Regions from separate parts of the Homo sapiens genome. Here region 1 is linked to region 2. Evidence: chromatin contacts called from ENCODE Hi-C or POLR2A ChIA-PET data. All regions are on one chromosome and are shown on one strand. The core of a region is the stretch at or near the end of the contact, and the rest is flanking DNA. Distances in the headings are between cores, read along the strand shown. Region 1 overlaps LOC105379829 (a long non-coding RNA gene). Region 2 holds the start of LINC00484 (long intergenic non-protein coding RNA 484).

The links. Hi-C counts contacts between places; a loop is a spot of excess contacts on that map. ChIA-PET counts read pairs that join two places held with the same protein, here RNA polymerase II (POLR2A). Pooled maps may share reads with other maps.
Region 1: a loop to region 2 is called in a map of ascending aorta, with 2.8 times the contacts of the local background. The contact joins the enhancer-like site here to the promoter of LINC00484 in region 2. A Hi-C loop is called at or near these places in 2 of 168 maps with a recorded cell type or tissue (aorta and ascending aorta) and 6 of 50 pooled maps. POLR2A ChIA-PET finds 5 or more read pairs at or near these places in 1 of 52 experiments (MCF 10A).

The regions. Positions count from the first base shown.
Region 1 is chr9:90,959,555-90,964,221 of GRCh38, reverse strand. The region is part of intron 1 of LOC105379829 (a long non-coding RNA gene); the gene reads left to right. Among named protein-coding and RNA genes, the nearest start is that of LINC02957, 35 kb to the left of the region's middle. Within about 2 kb of position 3,124, at least 2 of the 41 ENCODE cell types and tissues checked have a DNase peak (open chromatin) inside an H3K27ac peak, as active enhancers do; they include ascending aorta, where a contact is called at or near this core.
Region 2 is chr9:91,116,112-91,121,184 of GRCh38, reverse strand. LINC00484 (long intergenic non-protein coding RNA 484) reads right to left here and starts at 2,123. Exons shown (of 3, transcript NR_135306.1): 1 at 2,099-2,123; 2 at 1,823-1,957. All of the region lies in intron 1 of LINC02937 (long intergenic non-protein coding RNA 2937), which reads left to right.

The DNA of each region.
Region 1 (4,667 bases), core at 1,875-4,374, 160 kb after region 2:
ATGAGTCATGATTTTGAAGCCCTCAGTAGAAAACCCGCCCCACTCCTAAGCACCCAGTCAGTGTTATCTGGGTTGTTTTTTAAAGAACAAAACATTTTGTGTCTGGAGAATTGTTACTCTTAAGATAAATAAAGATGGAATTGGGCTCTGCCAAGAACAGCAATATGCATTTTTAGATACTTGTGAAAATTAGACAAGCAAGGTTTAAGTAAAATACGGAGATTTCGTTTAACAAAATACCAATTTCTAAATGACAAAAAAAATGAGATGGAACTCTGGTCATGAATTTGCTAACCAGAGTCTACAGATTGTAGCCATTGTAGCCAATATGGAAAACCTTTATTGCTTTTTTTTTTTTTTCTGCAATGACTACGTTGGACAAAGCAGTTGTCTCTGAGTGTGAATGTAGCTGAGAGAAATGATAAGACATCAAACTTTTGTCTGCAACTGCTCCTAGTTATAGATTTTTTTTTTTTTTTTTTTTTTTTTTTTGCTATTTCCTTTATTTGCTATTTGGCTGCTTGGACCAGCTAGAATTGGAAAATTGGTGTCTTTCTTCAAAGAAATTCAGTTCCCTCTCGGTTACCATACTTATGTGGTTCCTCCTCTTCTGTGCTCATTCTGGTGATTCATGAAAATAGGTAAAAGAGATGTGTTAATATTTATAGGTATATGAAAACCTGAATAGCTGTGATCAACTGAAATGAGTGCGATGGTTTCCTAAATGGAATTGGAGAAACACCCTCAGTGGCCTCTTTGAAAGAACCTTAAAAAGACACAGATACCCCAGCTTTCCCTACAGAGGCACTATTGGGAAGGGGCAAGCCCAGTATACTGGTTTGTTTTCAAACTGCTAATAAAGACATATTCAAGACTGGGTAATGTATAAAGAAAAAGAGATTTAATGGATCCACAGTTCACATGGCTGGGGAGGCCTCACAATCATGGTGGAAGGCAAAAGAGGAGAAAGGCATGTCTTACATGGAGGCAGGCAAGAGAGCATGTGCAGGGGAACTGCCCTTTATAAAACCATCGGATTGCATAAGACTTATTCACTATCACGAGAACAGCATGGGAAAAACCACTCCCATGATTCAATTATCTCCCACCACGTCCCTCCCATGACAAGTGGGGGTTATGGGAGCTACAATTCAAGATGAGATTTGGGTGGGGACACAGCCAAACCATATCACCCAGGAAAGGAGGGTTTCACCACGTGGCTGTGCCATTCTAGAACAGAGGGCCTGTTTCTCTCTACGATGCAAGTACCAGTGCCTCTGAGGATAGAAGAAAACAAATGGTTAATACCCAGGGACACTAACCAATGAAGGGGAGACAAGACATCTTTGAGTAAGAGGGCAAGATGGAGAGCACCTTCCAGCATCAGCAGCTGGGCCCTGCTCTCAGAGCTGCTTAGGGCAGCTGCTCTGAGAAAGAAATGATAGCTGCTATGATCTAAATGTTTGTGTCAATCCAAAATTCACAGGTTGAAATCCTAACCCCTAAGGTGAGGGTATGAGAAGGTGGGGCCTTTGGAAGGTGATTGGGTCACCAAGGTAGAACCCTCATGAATGGGATTTGTGCCCTTATACAAGAGGCCCAAGAGACACTGCTCACCTTTTCTGCTATGAGGGGACACAACAAGAAGATGTCTGTCTATGAGCCAGGAAGTGGGCCCTTCCCTGACACTGGATCTGCTGGCATTTTGATCTTGAACTTTCAGCCTCCAAAACTGTGAGAAATAAACTTCTGTTGTTTATAAGCCACCTACCCAGGTTATGGCATTTTGTCACAGCAGCCTGAATTGACGGAGACAACAGCTGACGCAGGTGGAGAATGCAGGCTGGTTCTTGTGCATTGTGTCTGGATAAGGCTGTGTATGCAGAAGGCATGCCAGGAGTTCCATGTGGGAAAAGCGTGGCCGCTGGGACCCCAGGCTCCTCTTCACCTCCTTCTGGTCACCTTTTCTACCCTCCCCTGGTGATTCTGTAGTAATTAAGCACCAACTGGGGAAAGTGGTAGTGGGTCTATTCTGGGACTGTGAGGAGCAGGAGAGACAGCAGCCTCACTGAGAGAGTTGGGGACAGATAGGGGATTTGCTTTCTGAAACGGGGTTCCAGAGAGGCAGCACCCCATTGTGTGATGCGCATGGATAGAGTGAGGTACAAAATCTGTTTTTTCCCTGGCTTTTTCACACTTGAATCAGTCATGAGTGGCTTGTGACAGAGGTTGCAGAGAAAAATTTAAACAACAATTTCATCCAAGGTAAAGCAAATCCCCAAATCTGTAGGATGATGGGCAAGGGACAATAGTTTAAGAAGTCCATGAAGTAGCAGCAAGGATGGAAAGGAAGAACAGTGTGCAAGCTCAAGCCCTCTGGGAGTGTGCAGCCTAGGGGATGGCCCACCCAGACACCCAAGGCCAGGGAAGGGTGCGTCCTGAGAAAGTGCCCATGTTCACGGGGTCCGTGTGAAAGGAGAGAAAGCAGCCCCTTTAAACAAACACATGACCTGCTTTGTATTGTGCTGTGTCAGCGACGACAACCCAGACGACCTGGCTTCCAGCCAGCTGTCTACGTGGGGCAGCTCCCAGCTCTCCTGCTGGGACCATCATGCCCAGAACCTGCAAAGCGGGTGCTTGGGGCCGCATGGTCATGCTGTCGGCAGAAACGCTCCAGGGCCAAGTGTGCTCTTGTTTCAAAATTTGGCTCTTAGAAAAACTATGTGACTCAGCAGGATCCAGACAGAGAAAGTCATCATTGCCCTACTTGTAGATGGGCAAGGCACAGAGGTGTTTGCCAAAGTCAATTTTGTGGGTCCATGAAAATGACCAGCAGATCTTCTCATGATTGTAGACATGCCTTAAAGGCAAAGAGTGGAGTCCCCCTCCTTAAAACTTCCTTAGGGTAATGTCTGCCACCTCTCCTCTTGTGTGTTTTGGGTGGTACTCAGGCGCACACATGGGCCCCATTTCACGGGTGAACATGGAAGAAAGGACATCTGAGGAAAGGACATGGTTACTGTGGTTGCAAAATGCCACAAGCTCAGTGGCATAAAACAACACAAATGCATCATTTCACAACTCCACCGAGAATCCAGGTCACATGGGCCCTTTGCTTAGTGTTTCACAGGCTGAAATTGTGAGGTGGCAGATCTCTGCTCCCTCGATAGCTGTGGCCTAGGGGGCACTCTCCGCTCCTAGAGCCACCCCATGGGTAATTTACAACATGCTTCTTCCTCCTTTACCCAGCCCAGCAGGAATGCCTCTGTCTGGCTTTCTCCTGTGCAGTCAGCTGGGGAAAATTCTGTGCATTTAAAGACCTCACATAATGGGATCAAACCCAGCCAGGACCGTCTCCCTGTTGCCCACCGTGGTCACAGGAATGATGTGCTGTCAAGTCCCCAGGGGACCTGTGCTTAGGGGAGGAGATTTCACAGGCAAGCACACCAGGGTTGAGGGCCTTGGGGTCCACCTTAGAATCCTGCCTACTACAGGTGCCTGATGCAGGAACAGGGTTTCAGCCATCATTCCCTCAGCTATGATGGCGCTGTTCTATCTTTTTATCCAGTATACCTGGGTTCAGCTGTTTGCACCTCCAAACATCCAATCACTGTTTTCACATTTTTGAGTTTTATGGAATGTGGACAAACTGGAGATCTTTTGTGCTCAGAAAACATTTCAAATTTCTGCACATCACCTGGCCCTGTGTTTATGTGGGGCTTTGCTCTGTCACATTCTAGAAAGCTCTGAGCCCCTGTGTCAGTTGCCGGCCCACCTGACTCATGGTCCTGCTCCTCCTCACAGCAGGGTGTGGACTCAACAGACCCAGAGTTCCCTCCTGGGACCCTCCTTGGGCCCCAGAGGTCCCCATTGTTTCTGCAAGGGTAAGGGTGGATTGACCCACAGTCTCATTTCTCAGTGATGGAGTAGGGAGAGAAGCCTGCCCCACATGGGTTTAAAGACATGATGGGAGCCCAGGCATGGTGCCTCATGCCTGTAACACCAGCACTTTGGAAGGCTGACGTGAGGATCATTTGAACCTAGGGGTTTGAGACCAGCACGGGCAATATGGTGAGACCTCATCTCTACAAAAAACAGGAAAAAATTAGCTGGGTGTGGTGCTGCACACCTGTAGTCCCCACTACTTGGGAGGGTGAGGCAGGAGGATCACTTGAGACCAGAAGGTCGAGGCTGCAGTGAGCTGTGATAGCACCACTGCACTCCTGCCTGGGTGACAGAGAGAAATCCTGTCTAATAAAAAAAAGAAAGAAAGAAAGAGAAAGAAAGGAAAGAAAGAAAGAAAGAAAGAAAGAAAGAAAGGACATTTTGAGGATTTAATATGTTTCCAACTAGTCCTTAGCCATGAGTTTTTCTCCAGCCTCTGAAAGAACACTTAATAAACACTGTATTGATTAACTATAATTTGTTCCAATTCCATAAACTATACATAGAATCAGATGTCTTTTTTTTTTTTGAGGAGTCTCACTCTGTCACCCAGTCTGGAGTACAGTGGTGTGATCTCGGTTCACTGCAACTTCCACCTGCCGAGTTCAAGCAATTCTCCTGCCTCAGCCTCCTGAGTAGCTGGGACTACTAGCACATGCCACCATGCCTGGCTAAGTTTTTGTATTTTTAGTAGAGATGGGGTTTCACCATATTGGCCAGGC
Region 2 (5,073 bases), core at 874-3,373:
GGAGACTGCAGTGAGCCGAGATTGCGCCACTGCAGTCCAGCCTGGGCGACAGCGAGACTCTGTCTCAAAAAAAAAAAAAAAAAAAAAAAAAAAGAAAATATTCCCTCAACCTAATAGAGGCTATCTATTGGAAATCTACAGTTGAACCTTAAAGAACACAAATCATTTTGAATAAATAGAAAGACCTATCATTTTCCTGAAAGGATGCCTGAATATTATAAAGATTGCAATTCTTCCCAAATAATATAAACTCATTTCAATCACAATAAAAATTCAAAGATTTCTCTTTTTAGTTGGAATTGTCAAATTGATTCTCAAGTTTATATGCAAAAGAAAATGCACAAGAATAGCTGTTCGGAAACATTTGGAGAAGACAAGTAACAGACAGGGAGATTTTATCAAACAAATAAATAGTATCCGGAATGTATAATGAGCATCCACAAAACCATAAGAACAATGCAAACAACGAAACAGAAAAATTGACAAAATAAATAGGCTATTTACAGAAAACGAAATACAGGTAGCTAATAAACATATATAAAAATGTCCAGTCTCAGGAAATTGCAAATTCAAATCAGGGCTCGTTTGTTTGGGTGTTTAGCCATTGGATTAGAAACAACAGGAAGAATTGTTAAATACATTATATTCCATCCACTTAAGGAAAAAGATATGTTAAATAATTGTATTCCATCCATTTAAGAAAAAAGATAGCTCTCTATCAAATATAGCAAACACACAAAGAAGAACATGTACCTGTAAACTCTAAGTGTGTGTACATAAGAAAAAAGTCAGTGCATCTAGACATGCCAGTGCCCAGCCTAGACACACTGGGCTGTTAACCCAGGCCCAGTGGGGCAGAAGGGTGGGCCAGGCACAGTGCCTTGTACAATTTGCTCAGGACACTAGTATGTTATTGAATCTCTGGCATGAGGATCTATTAATAGATTTTTTTAAGTGCCCTAGCCAAATTCTATGTCTTCTAGAAAAATATTCTGCTTCTGTTGTTCCTTTAGAGAGCTGTTCAGCATAGAATCTAGACGTTTCCTTCTGAAACAAATCCAGTAACTATTCAACTATCAAATTTAGCATTCTGGCTGTATAGAAAAATAACAATGCTATATTAAGTTACCACTGTGAAGTAGGTGGCCAAACTGTATATGTGACATTCTTAGTTTTTCAACAAACTGAATATGCCTGAGGCACGTTTCCTGAATGCTTCTTCTTCCAACAGCCAAAGCATGATATTATCATCTACACAATTTACATTCCCAGAATGGAAGTTTGCATTCCGACAAGGGAAAAGGCTCTGAGGCCCAGGCCCCTGCCCCGCTGCATGCCATATATTTTGGGAGAGTCATCCTTTCTCAGGAACATGGTTTGCAACTATGTTCAGAGGGAATAGTATGAGTCACCTCCTCCCAGGGCTTTTCAAGAATCAATAAAATGAATTTGAAACAAACAAAGATTTGATCCAACATGAATACTGATTTTAACAACTTGTTTTGATTCCCTTGACTTTTTCCATTTCTAATTTTAGAACGGAATGAAATTATTTTTGAATGCATGTTTATGAATTTTCTGGCCACTTTCAAGCCTTTAACTATTTCACACTTTCTCTCTAAAGATCAAAGAAACTCTAGTAACGTGGAAATTCATGCTCCGAGTAGTGACAAGCCAGTGACTTTTTCTATAGAAAGGGTACAAGACTCCAATTTGAAAATCTCAAGCAGCTTTATATTCAAGCAAGTTCAATCCAATCTCTTCCTGACTCACTGTCTCATCAACATGCAAAGCTCTCGAAGAGAAATCATCTCTTACTTGCCTGAGGGAGTTCTGGCAGACGTTTTGAATGTGGATGTGGAAGTTCTTTCCTCGTCTCCATCCTGTCAAGAGCCGTGGAGCAAACAGCAGGATGAGGAAGACATGGAAGACAAAACTGATAACGCACGTCACCTCGCTGCAGCGGGAGACAGAATGTAACTTCAATTCAGCCTCTTTGGGGTTTGGGTTCTGACCAAGTAAATCGGGAATGTTGTTAACATATCAAGCCAGCCTTTATTGTTTGTCTTAACCCAAGAAAACACAAAATGACACTTACTTTGTTGCTCATTTAGGTTTTAACTTGTTGATGTCCTCCCCACAAAAATCAAACTTGAAAATGCCTGGCAGGGACCCCTGAGATCTAGGGTTTGAAATGCTCTTTTGACAAGTTAAGAGGTTAAAAAGAATTCAGGAACATACTGTAGAGTCTCATGGGGGATTTTAGAAAAAAAATATGCAAAGCATCTTTAAATATGTGGAAAATCCTTAGGAGTGAAATTGCACTGAAGTCAGATTGTTTTCCTATTGAGGTTGCATTGCTCGGCTGCAAGAGGTGGGGTGGGCACATCGTGGGGGGAGAGCAGAAGTGCCTGTTAGGGTGCTGCCAGACCTCAGTGTGGAATTCTGCTTCTCACAGTTGGCCATAATCAATCAATCAGACTCTCTCTTTCTCCTCCCTTCTCCCTCTCCCTTTCTTTCCGTGGTTGAAGGGCCCCTCTTAAATCGCTCTTGAGCCTGCATTCTAATTTGCTCTCTCTCCCACGTGAAATCCACTTCTCCCAGCTAAGCTGCGTTTTGCAGCTTTATGACGGTACTGAAAGCACTTTATTTCCACTTAAAGAGCTGCCTGTTCTATTTACCATCACTCTCGGGGTACTTAACCTCATTTAAAAGGCTAACTTTTCTCCTGCATTATAAAGTTGCTCGGGAGTCTCAAAGCCTCTTTCTCTGCCCAGCCCGCAGCCAGCCCTCTCCAGCCACCCCAGCCTCGCCCTCACCCCTCCCAGCCTCTGTTCCAAGGCCCAGGCGCGCCCGCGTGGGGCACGTGTCCCTGAACGCCCCGCCTCCGGCCAGCCTGACCGCTCAGTGCTCGGTGTCACTTCTGGCACGTCTCCACATTCCTCAAATCCCAGAGAGGACCTCGAAATAGGATAGAAAACAAGAATTTAAATAAGAAGCAACAGGGCTGCCCGCTCTGGCTGGGGAGGGCCTCGGCCCCCGCCTGCACCTGCGGCCCTTGTTTCTTGCGCGGTTTTGCAACGTCAGAGCCGTCCACACTCGCAGGCCATTTTTAGCGGCCTGTTGGAAAGGGAAGACGATGAAGTCGGGCTAAGCAGGGCAACGCCTTGCCCTCTGAGAGGCGTGGAGGGCCCTTGGGAAGCTCAGAGAGCTACGATAAAATGGCTAAACGACCTTCCTCTCCTCCAAGTCACCAAATACGAGGCAGGTGGGCACCAGATGGGCAAACTGAGCTTGGTAGAAGCTTGCGCCTTCCCCTTCGTGTCTTTGGTTGGGGGTGTTTCACTGGGGACTGGGCCCGTTAGACAGACGACAGATGCACCGCATCAGAGAGGAAAGTCACCTGTCTCGCAGGGAGGATGGCAGGATGGCTGCTGGGGCAGGCGGAGCCCACGAGGGTGGGGCCGGGAGATCCTGCTCGTTTTGCCGGGTTGGCCTCTGCCGAGCCCGGCACCCGCAGTGCAGAGAGCACCCCGGCTGGACTTCCCTGACCGCGTCCCCGGAAGGCAGGAGCCCCTTCCCACGGCGGCCCAGGCCCCGGCTCCCTTGTGCTCGCGGGATAAGCCTCTTGGATGGATGAGCGCGCCTCCTTCCTGCTCACACTCCCAGCGCAGGCCACGGCCGGAGCTGTTTGCCCTGCACACACGGGGAGGGGCGGCCAGCTCACGGTGCAGACCAGCGGGATGGGGCTTCACTGCTTGCTACCGTCTCAGTGTCCCCTCAAATCATACCTTGAAACTTACTCGCAAATGGAATGGTATTAAGACCCAGCACTTTGGGAGGCCAGGGCAGGAGGATCACTTGACCTCAGGAGTTTGAGACCAGCCTGGACAACATAGTGAGACCCCGTCTTAAAAAAAATACAAAAATTGGCCAGGCATGGTGTCGGTACCTATAGTCCCAGCTACTTGGGGGGCTGAGGTGGGAGGATCACTTGAGCCCAGGAGGTCGAGGCTGCAGTGAGTTGTGTTGGCACCACTGCATTTCGGCCTGGGGACAAAATGAAACCCTGTCTCAAAAAAAAAAAAAAAGAAAAAGAAAAAAAAAGTGGGTCCTTAGGGGTTGACTGAGTCCTAAGTGCAAGCCCTGGTGAATGGGAGGAAGGGCTTCATAGAGGCTTCCCATGGTGTTCACCCCATTGCCTGCAAGGACACAGGTTGGAGGCCCCCTGGAAGCAGACTTGCAGACAGGGAGCCTGCAGCGCCTGGGTCTTGGACTTCCCAGCCTCCAGAACTGTAAGAAAGAGACTTGTCTTTTTCATACATTACCCATCTCAGGTATTTTATTACAGCAGCACAGACGGACTAAGACACCTCTCTTCCCTCGTCTTCCAGTTTTCTGTGTGTAAATCCTCAATGGGTGTGAAGCGCAGAATGGGAAGGCAAGGTGCGCAGAATGAGCTCACTAGAGAAATCACACTTTTCTTCTCCCTTGTGGTTTCACCTGCAGTCCCTAGTCTCCTACTGATGAAGAAGGGGCCTGGCCATAAGGTGTCCTTCCACCCCTTGGTTCCCTCCATACTGTCTCCCTCTTCGACCCCTCTCCTAAATATGTTTCCAATGACACAGGAGGTTAATGCTGGCTGCCCCAGGACTGAGTGAGAGACAGATTCCTTCCATGCCCAGAGGAGCCTGGCTTCAGGGTGAAGGGTGAGCAAAGTTCCTGTTGAACTCGTGGCTTCTTGGAGCAGGATTTCCAAGAATTGATACTCCAAACCAGTATCCCAGGACCTGGTCTGCCAGGCACACAGCCAATGTGTGTTTCTTTGCCAGCTGAAAAACAGCAGGCAGCAGCCACAGCTAATGTTTTTGAGCATTTCCTTCTTGTCTGTCTCTCTCCTCAAAGCCTAACAGACAGTGTCAGGGGCACGTTGTACAAAATCATGAACTGAAGCATTTTCTCAAAAGCTCCTCTCATCTAATGCATTTAGATATTGCACAAGGGAAAAGATGCAGACACCAGCCTCACACTCCCTGCTTTCTCTAACTGGGGACATCTCCTACAGGTGACATT